Regions from separate parts of the Homo sapiens genome. Here all the other regions are linked to region 4. A link is a contact called in ENCODE Hi-C or POLR2A ChIA-PET data. All regions are on one chromosome and are shown on one strand. The core of a region is the stretch at or near the end of the contact, and the rest is flanking DNA. Distances in the headings are between cores, read along the strand shown.

Region 1 (3,241 bases), core at 742-3,241, 1.2 Mb after region 4:
TTACAGCATAAAAAATAACCAGTTATTCTACCTTAAAAACTTTGCCTTATCTTAAGGACAATCTACAGTTCAGATGCGAAGCTATTTTCAGTCTACTGGAACCTGAATAAGACTGTTTTTTCCTCTTGATATCTGAGGTTGTTAGTGTTGGAAAGGATCCTAGAGATGATTTTATAGTTGCAGCAATGGATATGCAGACAGTTGAAATGATTAGTCCATAACAGAGCCTGAACCAGACACCAGGTCCCCCAATTCCTGGCCTAGTGTTCTTTCCATTTGACAATCATGCCAAACCAAATATTTAAAAAGTGATTATGTCCATCCATTACTTCAACTTCACTAAATTTCAGTCTGGCCACTCGTGATGTCACTTCCTTTTGTGAATGGGTGTATTTTTTTTTCTTGATCTTGCTATCTTCACTTGACTACAATACAACATTTTAGAGCTCACACTATATTTATGCCAATTTTCTCCATGACTGTTTCCGTTCCTAAAGAATACCAATATAATCTCTAGAATGCCTTGACCCTCCTTTTCACAAGATTTCTTATTTCAAGCAATCAACTGCCAACCATACAAAAATAAAAATAAAAAGGATTTCTTCTAAAACACAAAGCACACATGGCAGTGTTGTGTGTCTTCCTCAAAGAGCTTAATAAAAATTGTGAATGCTATGTATTACATGCAGACGCTTTCTAGAAAAAGAGCCCAACGACAACCTTGTTATGTAGGAAGAGAGAGCTATTGTGGACTGTAGCAGGAGGCCAAGAATAAGGTTTGAGATTCTACCTAAAACAAATATGGAGGTGGAAAGGCACAAGAAGCTTGCTGGACCCACCAGTCAGAGGTAGGCTGCAAGCTCTCGGCTATCAGAGGTCGGTTTAAAAGAACGATGGGCACCAGAGAGGCACGTACCCCAGGACAATGATAGGGCAGGCGGGGCACCGGGAATCGCGCTCAGGGAAAACTCAACAAGTCTAGAAGGCAAAGAGATGGATGAATGACTGCCAAGAGGCTCCCGCTGGCCTCTGGATGACCACTACCACTTTCCAGGATTTACTGCCCGCCGGCACTCGCCGGCTCGCGGACAGCCGCTCACCCCGCTGCCGTACCTGCCCCGACGTTCGCCCGGGACCCAGGGTATCCACCAATGACCCTGCCCGGAGCCGAAGCCTCCGTCGCAGGCCCGCTGCCCGGCGGCGTGGCTTCCCGGTCGGCACCGGCTTTCCAGGAGGAAGGCAGCGTCGGGCCTGCGGGGGCCGGACCCGCCTTCGAAAGTGGGCGGAAGGATGGCCGCCCTGGCGGAGTGCGGGCGAGGCCGGGAGCCCTTGCCTCAGCCCCGGCCCGGTCTTCTTCGTGCCGCGCCGCCCTCAGCCCTCACCACAGCCGGCCGCGAGCTGCGGGCTCGGGGCTGAGGCGATGGGGAAAGGGGGCGGGCGCGCCATCATGAAGGGGAAAATGGTGGGCGGGCGGGCCCGCGCGCGGCCGCGGTACTCACCCGGGCCGGCCAGTGCGGGTAGCCCTTCATCTTGGCGAAGACCAGGTCGCCCGCTTTGTACTCGCGGGGCCGCGGACGCGCCATCCCAGCCGCTCCCCTTCCTGGTAGTCCTTGGTCGCCGCGAAGATGCCGGGAGGCCGCCCCCCCGCGGGCCGACGAATTGCGCCGCGCTCCCCGCGGGCCTCAAGCCGGGCGGACGAGCGGCCGCTCCGACGAGGGGAAGCGGCGAGGCGGCGGCTGAGGCAAGGGGTGGGCGGGGGGCGCAGCAGGCCCGGCAAATCACGGCCCGGCAGCGGGGGAGGGGAGCCCCCGGCCGTTCGGCGCTCGCCCGCGTCCGGCCGCGCCAAGGTCCCCGCCGCCGCCGCCGCCGCCGCCGCGCGCGCTGCTCACCAGCGCCGCGTCGCCTGCCTCATGCCGCCGCTGCCGGTCTCCCTCCCGGGCTCCCGGGCGCGGCGCGAGCGCCGGGCCTCGCGTCTGCTCCGAATTCCTTCTCGGGCAGCGACCGCAAACACGATCTTATTATTGTTCTCGCGCGCGCTCAGCATCCCCCCCCCGCCCCGCTTCCCGCTTCCCGCTCCCCTCCCCTTCCCTCCCGCGCGGGCCGGTTAATTCCTAGGTACACGGCCGGCTTTCGCGGAGAAACCGAGCGCGCCAGCCCGGCTTCTCGGCTGGCGGGCGGGCGGTGGGCGCGTCCTCCCCCAGCACCGAAGCCCGCGCCGGGCGGGCGGGAGTGCCTACTCCGGAGGACGCCCGCCGCCTGCTCTCTTTTGTTCTTGGCCCGGAGCTGCCTGCCGCAGCCCAGCCAATCACCACCCGGCCGCCCCCTTCCCCTCCCGTCCGTGCCACTCTGGGGGTTCTCCCCACTCGCGCCCCCCGCTCCCACGCCCACCTCCCGCTGACTCGACCCTCTCCTGGCTACCCCCAGCCAGCCACTTCCGCGGCTGCTCTCTGGTGAGTGGGGGACAAAGGCGCTCCAGGCCTGGGGGACGGCGGCGCGAGGGGACCCTCTGCTGGGCACCAAGCTGCCGGAAAGAGCACCGCTCCGGAGTCAGCGACCTTATTGGATTCTTGCCCCAGGTCTGCCCTTAACAATGCAGTGTGACCCACCTAGGGCGAGCTATTTAATCGGAGTCATGGGAGGTTTTCTCATTTGCTGAGTGGCACAGACGGGATTCGAACCTGTATCCACATGAGTCCAAAGTCCATAAGCGATTATGTTTCTCTCTGTGTGCGTTTTCTAGGCCTGCAGTGTTTGTGAAAAGGACTTGCACTGGCCGGTCACTTGTTTCCAATCCTGGCAACCTTTTGGACAACGTTTTTGAAATTAGCATCCCTTTCTGGAGATGTATGTACATATACAGTTCATTAGCTCTAGAACATGTTCATTTACCACTATTTTACTCTAAATTCCCTAGCTGGCTGCTTTCAAAGACATTTTGAGAGTAGGAATCTTCCTAACACTCTCTTTTGTGAGGAGTAAGTAGAATAATTCAAGGAATCGTTTGGAGTCTGTCCAATGAACGAATGCTGCTTCTTTAATCATGCTGTAACCCACCTCCTTTAAGGGGTCAGCTGGCATAGCTCCTAAATGCTGCTTTCTGTGGCCCTCACCTTGTCACACGGACAGTTCTCATTTGTGTCTGTTCTCTCTCCCTTTTACAGAAGCTACAGTTTTCCCCACCATCCGCCCCCCTCTCTGGCCTTGTAGAATGGTGTGTGTGTGTTTTAACTCCTGCTCTTGT
Region 2 (3,461 bases), core at 182-2,681, 1.9 Mb before region 4:
TCTACTTTTCTAGATTTCAGCCGGCATCCTGGCTGTTTAAAAGTGTACCTGAATCATTCACACCAACAATAACACAACGACACACTCTCCGGTGTGTTCCAAGTGTCCTGGCTGTGGCATGGTCTCAAAAAACTGCAGCTGACTGCACATGAGTGATTAGATAACACCTTGAACCCACCCTAAGATAGTCTGCCTTTCCCTTCTTTCCTGTCTTCCTTCTTTTCTTTCTCCCTCTCTCTCTTCTCCTATTTCTCTTTTATCTTTCCTTTCCTTTATCCCCCTCCCCTCCTTTCCTCTTTTTCCCTCCCTTCTCTCTCTTTCCACACACACATAACCTGTATATGCCAGGCACTATTCTAGGTGCTTCACAAATATTAATTCATTCCATTCTTATATCAACTTTGTGAAGTAGGAACTATTATCATCAACATTATACAGAGAAGGAAGCTGAGGTAGAGAAAGTTTAAGTAACTTGTCCAAGGTTGAGCATCTTGTCAACGTCATTTTACTACTGGCATGTGAAACAGGTGAGTTATATTTTTTAGAATATTAATTCTCATTAATTGAAGCCTTCCAAACAGGCCTAACTGTCCCCTTCTCTGACATACAAGTGGAAGTGTCATAGCTGGACGGAGCATCATGGTATGAAGGCAGAAAGGACGCGACTGGGTGTTCTTCTGAAGCTCAGGGAGCAGCTCTTGGGGAGAAAGTGTTTCCAGGAAGCGGACAAGAGTTCTGTTGAGCTGAAGAGCAGGGCAGCAGCCGGGGCGAGCGAGGCTGGAGTCATGCAGGGCAGAGCCTTAAATGCTAAGCTGGGGTTTGCTCTCGGTAGGACCAGCTAGCTGCCCCGAGCGGGGGCTGGAACCAGATCTCCCCCACGTGGACTCGCGGACAGGGCGGGGATCAGGACGGGGGCGGGGCCAGGGGAGGGGCGGGGCTCGGGGAGTGAGGCAAGACTGGAGGGCCTGGGACTCTCGGGTACCCGGGCCAGGGGAGGGGCGGGGCTCAGGGAGGGAGGGAGAGACTGGATGACCTGGGGCTTGCAAGGCGGGGCGAGGGGAGGGGCGGGGCGAGGGGAGGGGCGGGGCTCAGGGAGGGAGGGTGAGACTGTGGAGGACCTGGGGCTCGCGGGGTCGGGGCAAGGGGAGGGGCGGGGCTCAGGGAGGGAGGAGAGACTGGAGGACCTGAGGCCCACGGGGGCGGGGCCAGGGGCGGGGCGGGGCTCTGGAAGGGCGGGCGAGACTGTGGAGGACCTGGAGCTGGCGGGGGTCAGGGTAGGGGGGAGGGGCAGGGCTCGGGGTTCGGGGGCGGGGTGTTCACGGTGAGACCAAAAGTCAGGTAGGAGCCTCCGGGGTCCCTGCTGTGTCACCCGGACAGGCCGTGGGGGCGGGCAGGGGGGCGGGGCCGGGCCTGACCACAGCGGCCGAGTTCAGTCCTGCTCTCCGCACGCCACCTTAGGCCCGCAGCCGTGCCGGGTGCTCTTCAGCATGTCCTTCATCCCGGTGGCCGAGGATTCCGACTTCCCCATCCACAACCTGCCCTACGGCGTCTTCTCGACCAGAGGCGACGTGAGCAGTGGGGCTTTGGCGTCCGGGCGCGGGGAGGGAGTGGAGTGGAGTGGAGTGGAGTGGAGTGGAGTGGAGTGGAATGGAGTGGAATGAGGGGCGGGATGGAGGCTTGTGCCATTTTTCTCTTAAGATTCGTTCCGTGAGAGTGCCTATGGGCTCGAGTCCCGCCTCGTAACTTTCTAGCTGTGCACGTTGTTTAACTTTTCAGCCTCATTGTCCGCAGGTTTGCTGAGAATTAAATGCAAAATGAAATGAATCGTGTCACTCTCCCAGACAAGCAGAGCAAGCAGGATTCTGTTACCGGAAGCTGCAGCACACAGGCATGCTGCCTACTCCGAGGTGGTTGCGGTGTGTTTCTCTCGCCCAAGAGGCCAGGTCAGGGCTGGTGGTTCATCTCGCTGGATAGCCCCTAACCCTAGAACCCGGGAAATGATAACCCGGTATGCGTAGCAGGTCAGAGGGGCACGCGCGTTTCTTGGCTTAGAGTTGTGAGATCTAAGATGGCAAGTGTCTCTGCCTATAGCTGAAATTCTTTCAGCTCCTGGTGTGGGCTCCCTGGCATTCCCCTACTGATCAGAAGAAAGAGGGCAGGGAAACAAACTTTGACTAAGTCAGTGTAGTCTGATTGGTAGAAAGAAGTATTTGAAAACTGGGGGTTTATCAGCAAATAGATAATAAGAGGTTCCCTAGGTTGGAAAAGCAGATTCCCTTGGATTTGTTGATGATATTTTTGGCTTAGATTTCTGCTCCCAACTTTAAAGGTAAACTCCTGATTCATCTCTGTAAGCCATAGAACCCCAGAATCAGGAAATGTTTGCTAAACGAGGGGCCTGGCAGTTGGCTTCTTCTTGGAAAGTGGGGTTCCCTCCTTCCCCCATGGCTTGTCATTGGATGCAAGTGGCTGGCCTTTTGTGGGCCTGTCTGCGGTAAGTGCTTTGGTCTAGAAGAGTCAACTTGTGGTTTCACATCTGGCCGGGCTGACCAGATGTTGCAAGGATACAGAAAGTGGACACTCAATCCCCTGGAGGACACAATCTGAGGCACATTAAATCTTAACTTGTGATGGCCAACAACCTTTCTGCAGACAGAGCCCTCCCTCTGCCCTCCTCAAACACTTTGCCCTCGGCAGATGTGTCCTCCCTCACCTTTCCTGGGAGCACAAATCCATTAGACAGAAACATTTGTGAGAGGCAGGCACACCCCAGTAGGGAGCTCTGACTTGCTTTCTCAGGGGAATCGAATTAATATCCGTTAGAGTGTGGCTAGGTGTTTTCAGACACCATGTCCCGCTGTTTCAACATCAGAATGTGCAGGGCAGCCACTACAGATGTCTGGAAGAGAGAGCCCCATTCCGCTGTCCTCTGATACAGTGCTGGGGGTGGAGAGTTGGCCCTTTGGCCTTCCAGCTGAACAAGCCTCTTCTGAAGCTTTCTCTGCAGGCATTGGACATTCCAACCGTGATGGCTGCCTTGCCAGGCAAGACTAGTTGCCAAGGCAAAACCTCCCTTCCCCCATGTCAGCAGTCAGCCTTTCCTAATTTGAGTGGAATAACAATGAATCCTGCCATCACTTTATTCATTTTTTTTTATTCAGCGAATGCTTATGAACCCCAACTCTGGTCCAGATTTTGCCTGGGCTCCGAGTTGGCATCAAAGACACAGGAGACGCCTTCCTTCCATTTCTGGTTGATGGACTAGTAAGGTGTACAGGGGTGCTCTCTGTGAAGGTAGGGGTGGTGGCCTCTGAGAACGGGGTTGTAGTAGTGTGGAGCTGGTTTTGCCGGGTGCCTTGTTAAAGTCCCCGTGGTCTGGCTGTGCTGCTGCCTCCTGGCCTCTGCTTTCTCCAGCCACATTGGCTGCCTTTGAGTCTCTGAGATGTGCTAAGAGCAGCTTC
Region 3 (3,295 bases), core at 398-2,897, 1.0 Mb before region 4:
ATCACCCAAGCTGGAGTGTAGTGGCACGATCATGGCTCACTGTAGTCTCGACCTCTAGGGTCTCAGGTGATCCTCCCACTTCATCCTTCTGAGTAGCTGGAACTACAGGTGCAGGCTACCACATGGGGCTAATTTTTATATATTGCAGATTAATTTTGCAGATTGATAATTTACCACCAGCATGTGAATGACTCATACATATAGTCTTCATCTTCACAGATTAGCTTCTATTTTTTTTGTAGAGATGGGTTTCACCATGTTGCCCAGGCTGGTCTTGAACTTGTGGGCTCAAGCCTTCTGCCTGCCTTGGACTACAGAAGTGCTGGGATTATAGGCGTGAGCCACTGCACCCAGCCCTGTATACTTTAAATCATATCTAGATTACTTATAATACCTACTACAATGTAGATGTTATGTAAATAATTGTTATACCGTGTTGTTTAGGGAATAATGACAATATAAAAAAGTCTCTACTTGTTCAGTTCAGACATCAGACATCATTTTTTCTTTTCTTTTCTTTTCTTTCTTTCTTTCTTTTTTTTTTTTTTTTTTAAAGAGTCTCACTCTGTTGCCCAGGCTGGAGTGCAGTGGTGGATCTTGGCTCACTGCAACCTCTACCTCCTGGGTTCAAGGGATTCTCCTGCTTCAGCCTCCTGAGTAGCTAGGACTACAGGCATGCACCATCATGCCCAGCTAATTTTTGTATTTTTAATGGAGACGGGGTTTCACCATGTTGCCCAGGCTGGTCTTGAACTCCTGACCTCAAGCGATCCACCTGCCTTGGCCTCCAATAGTGCTGGGATTACAGGTATGAGCCACCACACCCAGCCCAGACATCATTTTTTCTTTCAAATATTTTCTGTCTGCAGTTCGTTGAACCCACAGATATGGAGCCCACAGATACAGAGGGCTGACTGTATACATTAACTCATTTAATCCTCATGATAACCCTAGGCGCGTTGGCTCACACCTGTAATCCCAGCACTCTGGGAGGCCAAGGCGGGTGGATTACCTGAGGTCAGGAGTTTGAGACCAGCCTGGCCAACATGGTGAAACCCCGTCTCTACTAAAAAATACAAAAAATTAGCCGGGTATGGTGGCAGGCACCTGTAATCTAAGGTACTTGGGAGGCTGAGGCAGGAGAATCGCCTGAACCCCAGAGGCGGAGGTTGCAGTGAGCCAAGATTGCGCCATTACACTCCAGCCTGGGCAACAAGAGCAAAACTCCATCTCAAAAAAAAAAAAAAGAACGTAAGGAAGCAAAAAATGTGAGGGAGTTTTTACGCATGGAGGGTTAATAAACTCAAGATGGCAGGGGTTCACAAAAGCCCATAGAACATACTGTCTATTTATTGGGCTCTTGCTATGTACTACACACTTTACATACATCCTCATTTCATACAGTACCTTGATGAAATATGCACATTTAAGAATCAGAGTCTAACAGACCTTAGGCAAGTTGTCCGAGGTCGTACAGCGGATGGGTGGCAGAGCCAGAATTTGGACCCAGGACTCTTTTGACTCCAGCATTTGCAATCTCAAATAGTGTTTCATCGGCCTTTTTATGGCTTGTGGATGACTATTGTTGTGAGGAGGATCAACGGTGCAGGGTCAGAAATGCAGTTTTGACTCCTATTGTTGGCAGTCAAATTACTGCTTGCTTCTGCTAATTTGCTTCCTGTCCTGCTTAGGCTGCAACCAGGGCAGAGTTTCGTTCGCTCCCTGGGCAGCTGTCCTGCCAGCATTACCTCATTCCATCTTGAACCCTCCCGCAGCCCAACAGGGAAGGGCTGAGAAGCACGTGGCCCAGGACAGAAGGCCAGGAACGAACTGCCTCACCAGGGACTCTAGCCTTGATTCTCTGAAAAAATGTGGTTTGCTCAGAGAAGCTTTTACCCAAGAGGAAGGAAAACTACGGCAATCGAGTTTCAGCTGACCTTAAAACCCCTGTGATCTTAGTCCCCGTCATTTAGTGAATTCTGCATATTACTCAGCTTCTCCATTGTGTAGCTGGAGGAAATATTCATGCTGTGTCATCTTTGGTAGTCAGTGGGCAGTTTTCTCCCTGCCGAGTTTACTTTTTTTGCATTTTGAAGTTCAAGATCAGGTTGGGTGTTTGAGTGATCTACGTCTGGGAGCCAGAGGAGGTTTTGTATTCAATGGTGACCAGCATGTGTTCCCAGCCTAAGCATGAATGAAAACAGTTCAGAACATTTTTTTCCTCTCCAGCTCCTTTCAAGGGGCACGTGCCCATAAGGCCAACCCTGAATGATTTGGGCAAGTAAGTATGGACAGCCAAACTCAGAGGAGAGAGGAATTGGATGAGGCTAATGTCAAGGTCTTATCGGGAAGGCTAAAGAAACCTGAGTTGGTCCTGGGAAGAATGAGCAAGATGGAGTGGGCTTGGGCTTTCTCTCCTGCTTGGGGTTGCAGGCAGAAGCCACAAGAGTGTGCTGACAATGAGGGAGGAGGGGACCATCTGGCTGGAGAATTGGCTCATTAGGGAGCACAGACTGGACGAAGTTGGAAGGGACGTGTGGCCTGATTTTTAAAAGGGCGGCCTGAGTGCCATGCAGAGAAGCTGCATTTTATCGCGGACTTGATGATGGTGGACTGGAAGTTTAAAAGGAGGATTATGATGAAAGCAGAGATCCAGAGCAAACACTTTAAAGGAGCTGGATGGGACAGACAGGAAGCAGGGAGCCCAGAGAGGCCATGATTTCATTCATAACAGGTCTGAGGGGTTGAGGCCCTGACTGGGGAAGTTAAGCAGGATGGGAGGAGACAAACGCCAGCCACACAGAAGAAAGATCCTACGAAGCCAGACTGTGGTGGAGGCAGGGGGAAGGAGGGGTTGGACACCTCCGAGGTGCTGCTGCGAAATCACTAACAGAAAAGAGGCTTTGATTTAGAGGTGAATGGTAAACTTTTCCTTTTTCTAAGTAAACTTTTAATTCAAGCGTAACATATATACAAGTGCACAAATCATGGGTATAAATGTCGATGAATCTTCGCACAGTGGACACACTTGTGAAACCAGCAGCTAGATCAGGAAACAACACAACCATCACTGCAGACCCGCTTTCCCTGTGTCCCCTTCCTTTTCCTCATGCCTTCTGCCAAGGATGCCGCCACCCTGACTTCTAAATACCTTGTTTTTCATTCAGTATGTTGTGAAATTCATCCATGTTGTTGCATACACTTGCAGTTCATCCTTTCCCAATATTGCACAGTATTTCACTACGTAAATGTAATACAACTCTTTTATCTCGTCTGTTGTTGGGAGACATTTGAG
Region 4 (3,412 bases), core at 551-3,050:
GAGCGCGATCCACGTTCTCTGGCATGCCGGTCACCTCGAACACCGGCTCCTTATCCCGGCTGGGCGTCACGATGTACGTGTGCGTCTGCTGCTGGATGCGCTTGATTGTGGCGCCTTTGGGCCCCACCACGAGCCCCACCACGCGGTAGGGTACCCGCACTTGGATGGTGGTCTGCCCGGGCAGGTTGGGCGGCCCAGGCACCGCGCCGTTGAGTGCCGTGTTCTTATTCCGGGAGGCGCGGATCATGGAGAAGTGCTCGGCAGCAGAGATGATCTCCCTCCGAGCCATGGCCACATCCTCCTTCCTGCCCGTCACAACAAAGACAGGCTCCTCCCCGCGAACTGGGGTCTTGATGTAAGTATTGGTCTTCGCCCGCAGCGCTTTGATTTTACAACCTACGAACCAGGGTGCGGAGGAGGGAGTGGGAGAGAGAGACAGACACGCCCATTATCCTGGGGTAACCGCGGGGACCGGGGACAGCCCGCGTCCAGGACAGCGAGACGGCAGGACAAGAGATGGGCGGAAAGGGGGCGTCTCCCTCACTGACCTCGGGCCGCGCCACGGGCTGGGCAGCGGATCCCACCCGCGAGGCGCTCGAGGAACAGCCCATTGGCTGCCTGGCCCTCCCCCAGTGACTGCAGTCGTCCCGAACCAAACCCGAGAATCCCAGAAAAGTCATCTGGGGAGATGCCGCTGGGATCCAGCTGGGCGCGCCGTCAGCTCTGAAGACACGGGGAAGGGGCTCGGGGAAGGCAGCTGAAGTCGCGATGCCTCAGCGCTGGTCGACTGGGGGTAGGGGGTGGGGTGTGAGTCCCGGGACCCATTGTTCCTCCTCTGGGCTCCATTCCGCTTTGCAGAAATCCAGAATCCTCCTCCCATCCTATGCTCACTCCTCCTCCTTCCTCCTCCCAAAGGACTGATCAAAGGCCCCCTCCCCCAAGCATCTTACATTTAAATTGTCTTTCTGGAGGTGGGCTGGTTGGGGGGCGTTAGGGGAGAAGGCAGTGATTTTAGCAGAAGAAAGTGCATCCCGCCAGGGCAGCGGCGCGGCTCCGGGAGACAGCCTGCCTGCACTTTCTTTGTCTGGGGCGCCGGCCCATCGCGCGGCTCTTCCTCTCTCCCCAAGGCACCCCACGCCGCGGATCCCGATACTGAACACGCCTTCCCCTCGAGGCAGTGGCCTGAGACCCTACACCACCCCCACCCACCTCCCCATCCCTCCTCGACCTACCTTGCCGCCCCACGATCTCGGCGACATGCTCAGAACTGGGTACTGGCACGCACTCGGTCATGTTCACGCTCTTCTTGCGCGGCTCGCTGTCGTACAGAGAGGCGCCCTCGTCACTGTCCAGCCCCAGCAGGGAGAGCTGGTCGAGCGCGAGCTGCAGGGCTCTTTGGTCATCCAGGGTCTCTCCCCCTCCGCTGCTGCCGCCGCCGCCGCCGCCGCTGCCGTTGCGCTCCAGGTCTGCGAACAGCGAGCTGGGCATCGCTCGGCCGTGCGCGCCGCGCCCCCGCCGGCCCTCGGCTCGGCGGCGAGAAGCTGCGGCCACAAAGGCAGCCGGGAAGCGGGTGGTCAGGGGCGGGGAGGCCGGTCGCCTGCTGAGGGCTCCGTTGCTTCTTCCTCGGTGCTGGGAGGAGTGGGTCGCTCCGTGCGGTCCGCACCGGGCAGTGGCTGCAGGAGCCCCCACCTGGGTCCCCACCCCAGACCTGCTGGCGGGTGGGGTGGGGGCAGAGCTCTAGCGGTGGCCGCGCGTGCCCCCCGAGTGCCCGGCTGGCTGGCCGCAATGCCGAGCGAAAAGCGAGCAGGCGAGCGACAGAAGCGTTTCTTTAAGGAGCCCCTCCCCGGCTCCTCCACTCCCTCCCTCCCGCCCGCCCGCCCGCCCTCACTCAGCGCTTTTTCCTCCTCTCCTCCCCGCCTCTTGACTGAGCCTCTGCAGCCAGACGACTCCGGAGGGGGACGAGGGAGGCGCAACGTCACAGGCGGGAGCTGACACCACAATGCTACTGACACTATCGCTGGGGGAGGCGATTGGCGCGCGCCAGGCCGGGGGCGGGAGGAGGCCGCGGGTTGAGCGAGCGGAGAGAGAGCGCCACCCCCCACCCCCGCGCTCGCCGCAGCCCGCCCCGTCCTCCTCCCGGCCGCGCCCCTCCCCCGCCGCCGCTAACGCCTCTCTTTGTTGTCTAATGCGGGACTGGCAGGCTCGGGACACTTGGATGTACCTATCAGCCGAGGACAATCATTGTCCCTAAGTCTCCTCCCTCGCCTGACTGAGAAAAGAAAACGCGCCCAACTCTGATGCCTGGAGCCGGGCTCTAAAAGAGCGGTCCTCAGGAAGTCCCGTTAGTGGCTCCAAATAAACCATCCGTGGAGCCAAAGCTTCCTCTGTGAGAAGAGTCTGTAGTCCGCCCAAAAGGGCGACCCGAGCCCTCCGACACGGAAAACGGGACTCCAGGTCTTGGGGCGCACGGGCAGAGTGACTCCCGGCGCGGGTTGTCCACCTGCGCGGGAGCGCACGAGACACAAAAGCACACGCCCGCCCACACTGGCAACCGCGCGCGCGCGCGCCCGCGCCTGCATTTCTGTCTCCTTGGGCAGCACTTCGCCCAACTGGCCCTGAAACTGAGGATGGGAAAGCTAAAAGCTGGCTGCCGCGCGAGCTCGGCCCGCCCGGCCGCTGGCGACCTCTGGAATGCATGGCACCAGTGTCCAGCACACGCCCGGCGCCCGGGCCGAGACCCTGCGGGTTCTGACACGCGCACGAGCGCCGCGCCGCCACCGCGGGGACGCAGGCCACAGCGCCAGCGGGCGGCGCGGGCGTGCGCGCCCGCTGTTCCCATCCCTCCCCTCCGTGCCCCGCGGCCGAGCATGCGCAGTGCGCGCGAGGAGCGGGCGGGCCCTTTAAGGCGGGCGCTGCGGAGCGCGCGCCGGCCCCGCCCGCGGCCCCGCCCCGACGGGAGGTGAGCGCTCCCTGCCCGGCCGCTCTTTGTGCGCTTCTCGGGGTGGGGGTGGCGGCAGAGGGAGGTTGCGACGGCACTTGCCGGCGAGGACGGCGAGCTGCGCCCCCTCCCGGATCTCCCAGGGACCGTCTCCGAGTGCGAGAGAGAAGGAAGGAGGATTTGAGGGGCGGGCCGGGGCGGTGCGCGCTGGTCCTCTCCGCGCGCATCCCCCTCCGCCGCCCACTAGGGCGGACGCCCCTTCGGGCCCCGCGCGCTCTGCTGTCCTTTGTTCCGGGAGCCGCCGGGCTCGCCGCGCCCTTTGCGTCCCGCTGCGGATCGTTCCGCAGAGCGGCTGGGCCCGCGGTTCATAGAGTCGCCCAAGATCCTCACAGAGGGACGTCTTCCCAAAACAATGAGGCCATGCGGCCGCAGCCGCACACGGGCTGACTGGGGAGATCTCGTGGTGCCGCGGGG
Region 5 (3,403 bases), core at 341-2,840, 1.4 Mb before region 4:
AAAAATCAAGTTTGAATAGTTCAAAAACAAGTAAAATTGTTTTAGTGAAGAAATGGCCTTTTAAAACCCAGGTCCTAGCTGGGCAAGGTGGCATGTGCCGGTAGTCCTAGCTACTTGGGAGGCAGGCCGGAGGGTCATTTGAGCCCAGGAGTTGGGAGTCCAGCCTGGACAATACAGTAAGACCCTGTCTCTTAAAAAAGAAAAAATTAAAAGCGAGGTCCTGAAGGTTAATGAAATCAGTATCGGCAATTCATTTAGATGACGGTGCTCAAAATATTCGTCCTGTGGAAAGTCACAACGAAAGGTAAAATTCTCAGGACATCTGTGAGTTAAAACAACAGACCCAGCGTAGGGATTGTGCCAACCTCCCAGTCTCTAGCTGCCCTGCTGGCAGTCCAGGAAGGGTATCTCCTGTCAGTTCCTGAAAGGGAATTCTTCAGCTGCCAAATCAGGCGGGAAAAAGGAAGTATAGAAGGCTCTGTGGAAACTGGCACCAGAGCACAGTTTCAAGGCACCGAGAGTTATATTTGAAAAATCATGTAAAGGTGGCTGCCAAGATTACAGTAGATTTAAAGCAGTATAAGAATCGTTCATGACTAAGACCACTGAAAAATCCTGGACCCAAAACAACTCTAGAGACACAAACACTGTAAACGATACCTAGTATATACTTACTACCGGAAAATCTGCCACACGTGGGATTAGAAATGACAACCTCAACATGGTTTGTTGCTAAATACAGTACCCTCCTGTTCTAACAGCTGACTTTTATAGATACAGAAATGTACTAAGGGTAAAACCATGCCCTTAGAAAGGAAACGCTGTTGCTACCTATACAGAAACAGCCTCTCCTAATAAGAAACACACTGATGACCACCCTATCCCACAACCCCGGTACCCCTTACGGTGCTGAGAACTTTTGGTACTGAGCCAGTTCAGAAAGCAGCACACACGAGAGCCAAATATTTCGGGCACATTCCAACTCTTGTCCACCCCTTAGTTTCCTTTTCAGTAGACTCCCAAGAACCTCCATCCACGGGAGAAACCTGGATTTGGGGGAGGGAATCCCAGGGGGAGGGGAGGGGAGCGGTCCACCCCGGGACACATGCACCCCCTCCAGGGTCCCCTCTGCAGATCGGCCCAGCTGTCCGGGCGCAGAGCCCCCAGCCCCGGCACCCAGCTTCTCCGGGCCCCGGAGCCGCCTGGAAGCCCCCGTCGGCCGCAGGTCGAGAAGGTGCTTCCCAGGCCGGGGAAGGTGCCCGCGCCCTTGCCCGCAGCGCCCCGCCCCGATGCCCGGCTCTGCGCCGCGTCCCAGCGGCGGCGCCGCCGCGCGGTAACCCGGAAGTGGCGGCGGCGGCGGCGGCGGCGGCGGGCGTGCGGGAGCGGGAACGGGAGCGGGGGGCGGCGCGCACGAGCCGGCCATGGACGCCGCCGCCGGCTTTGTGTGCCGCGCGCGGGCCCGGGCCGCCCGCGCCTCGCCTGGGTTCCGGGGCCGCCGCTGACCCGCCCGGGCTCCGAGCGCCGCGCCCGCCGGGCCGGCCCCGCCTCCTGCCCTCCTCCGCCTCCGCCTCCTCCTGCCGCCGGGCGGGCGGGCTGCAGCCGCCCTCCGCGCTCGCCTGCCAGCTCCCTCGCCGCGCGTCCGTCCTCCGTCCTCCCGGGCCAGCCAGCCAGCCAGCCAGCCGGGCCGGCGGCGGGCACCAGGCCGTCCCGATGCCCGAGCCAGGCCCCAGGATGAACGGCTTCTCGCTGGGTGAGCTGTGCTGGCTCTTCTGCTGCCCGCCCTGCCCGAGCCGCATCGCCGCCAAGCTGGCCTTCCTGCCGCCCGAGCCCACCTACACGGTGCTGGCGCCGGAGCAGCGCGGCGCCGGCGCGTCCGCCCCGGCCCCGGCCCAGGCTACCGCCGCCGCCGCCGCGGCCCAGCCGGCACCGCAGCAGCCCGAGGAGGGCGCGGGCGCGGGGCCCGGTGCGTGCAGCCTGCACCTCAGCGAGCGCGCCGACTGGCAGTACTCGCAGCGCGAGCTGGACGCCGTCGAGGTCTTCTTCTCGCGCACGGCCCGGGACAACCGGCTCGGCTGCATGTTCGTGCGCTGCGCGCCCTCCAGCCGCTACACGCTGCTCTTCTCGCACGGCAACGCCGTGGACCTGGGCCAGATGTGCAGCTTCTACATTGGCCTCGGCTCCCGCATCAACTGCAACATCTTCTCCTACGACTACTCGGGATACGGCGTCAGCTCGGGCAAGCCCTCCGAGAAGAACCTCTACGCCGACATCGACGCCGCGTGGCAGGCGCTGCGCACCCGGTGAGCCTGCCGGGGTCGCCAGGCCTGACTTCCAGCTGTGGGGAGGCGGGGTGGGGGTCTCTTGGGGCCCCTGGGGCGGCCTGCCAGGAGAGGGGCCCCTCCTCCGGGGCTGAGGGCCAGCGGAGAGCCCCTTGGCCGCCGTAAATTCGCTTTTCTTGTCCCACCCTGGCTTGCTCCCACCCTCTCCAAAAACCGCGCCAGCCTTCAGGTTCCTGGAGAGCTCGGACTCAGAGAATTTTGCCTGCTTTGGCTCGCCTGTGTGTCGCCGGCCCACCGGCTGGGTCTTTTGTGGCTCCGGTCACCGCGAGTGGCAGAGTGTGGGTGCTTAAGTACCGGGCAGAAAGAAACAACTTGGTTCGAGTTTCGTTTGTACGAGCTGAAGTGACCTTGGGCAAGGCACATGGGTTTCTAGACTCAGTTTCCTTCCCTGTAAAGTCAGTGGGCGAGACAGGATGGCCTCTAAAAGACTTTCTGGTTGTAAAGTGCGGGCAGGACAATGTCTGGGCAACCTTGGAAACAGCTGGAGCGTCAGGTGGAGCGGGGAGTTTGCCTCCTGGTGGGGCAAAGTAGTGGCACTGTGGGGCAGGAAGTTAGCTGGTAGCTGTGGGCCTGGCACCTTCCACACGGCCTCCATAACAGTCCAGGATAAGTTTGAAACTTGCAGGGGCTGGGAAATCTCTGACCTTAAATTAGCATTCACAGAAGGACTGAAAAGTGTTTAGGGTGGGCCATCTGTGAGCCAGGCACAAACTGGGGGCATGGTTTAGGGGTTAGACCTGGTTGTTTTATAACAAGCAAACCAAAAACCTGACTTTTATTCACTATTAGACAAAAGTCTTATACATGTGCAGGTCAGGTTACCTGTTTGTGCTCCAGTTTGGGTATCTGTGACCTTTCCGACCTGCCTCATAGCAGTGATGGTGAAAATAACCTGAGGCCATGTCTATGATGAGATTTGATTTCTTCAGATGAAAGAGTCCCCAGAGGAAGTACACCGGGCATTATTGTCGCCATGGACCCTTCTATAGTTTTTATCTAAAACCTGTTTGCTTATGCACATCACCAACGTTAATGATTTTTTTTTTTCATTCGTACTCACGCAT

What was found. A loop is a pair of places that touch in the nucleus more often than their neighbours do. ChIA-PET counts read pairs that join two places held with the same protein, here RNA polymerase II (POLR2A). Pooled maps may share reads with other maps.
Region 1: a loop to region 4 is called in a map of endothelial cell of umbilical vein, with 22 times the contacts of the local background. The contact joins the promoter of HDGFL3 here to the promoter of MEX3B in region 4. A Hi-C loop is called at or near these places in 2 of 168 maps with a recorded cell type or tissue (OCI-LY7 and endothelial cell of umbilical vein), 4 of 37 single-sample maps with no recorded cell type and 12 of 50 pooled maps. POLR2A ChIA-PET finds 5 or more read pairs at or near these places in 1 of 52 experiments (activated CD4-positive, alpha-beta T cell).
Region 2: a map of tibial artery shows a loop between it and region 4 (7-fold over the local background). The contact joins the promoter of FAH here to the promoter of MEX3B in region 4. A Hi-C loop is called at or near these places in 1 of 168 maps with a recorded cell type or tissue (tibial artery), 2 of 37 single-sample maps with no recorded cell type and 11 of 50 pooled maps.
Region 3: a pooled map shows a loop between it and region 4 (7-fold over the local background). The contact joins the enhancer-like site here to the promoter of MEX3B in region 4. A Hi-C loop is called at or near these places in 3 of 37 single-sample maps with no recorded cell type and 4 of 50 pooled maps.
Region 5: a loop to region 4 is called in a map of dorsolateral prefrontal cortex, with 4 times the contacts of the local background. The contact joins the promoter of ABHD17C here to the promoter of MEX3B in region 4. A Hi-C loop is called at or near these places in 3 of 168 maps with a recorded cell type or tissue (ascending aorta, dorsolateral prefrontal cortex and esophagus muscularis mucosa), 2 of 37 single-sample maps with no recorded cell type and 18 of 50 pooled maps.

The regions. Positions count from the first base shown.
Region 1 is chr15:83,205,832-83,209,072 of GRCh38, forward strand. HDGFL3 (HDGF like 3) reads right to left here and starts at 1,992. Exons shown (of 6, transcript NM_016073.4): 1 at 1,500-1,992. The coding sequence starts at 1,583. RefSeq lists silencers at 1,250-1,699, 2,090-2,429 and an enhancer at 2,290-2,903.
Region 2 is chr15:80,151,568-80,155,028 of GRCh38, forward strand. FAH (fumarylacetoacetate hydrolase) reads left to right here and starts at 1,432. Exons shown (of 14, transcript NM_000137.4): 1 at 1,432-1,568. The coding sequence starts at 1,488. RefSeq lists a silencer at 861-1,420.
Region 3 is chr15:81,021,909-81,025,203 of GRCh38, forward strand. No RefSeq gene overlaps it. Among named protein-coding and RNA genes, the nearest start is that of TLNRD1, 23 kb to the left of the region's middle. RefSeq lists enhancers at 1,442-1,591, 2,600-2,894. Within about 2 kb of position 1,648, at least 26 of the 41 ENCODE cell types and tissues checked have a DNase peak (open chromatin) inside an H3K27ac peak, as active enhancers do.
Region 4 is chr15:82,044,218-82,047,629 of GRCh38, forward strand. It overlaps MEX3B (mex-3 RNA binding family member B), which reads right to left and starts at 1,801. Exons shown (of 2, transcript NM_032246.6): 1 at 1,233-1,801; 2 at 1-396. The coding sequence starts at 1,488. RefSeq lists silencers at 1,581-1,880, 2,731-3,050 and an enhancer at 2,104-3,050.
Region 5 is chr15:80,693,720-80,697,122 of GRCh38, forward strand. ABHD17C (abhydrolase domain containing 17C, depalmitoylase) reads left to right here and starts at 1,591. Exons shown (of 3, transcript NM_021214.2): 1 at 1,591-2,300. The coding sequence starts at 1,711. RefSeq lists silencers at 309-603, 1,065-1,224, 1,245-1,354, 1,375-1,794, 1,885-1,934 and 1 more and an enhancer at 2,125-2,194.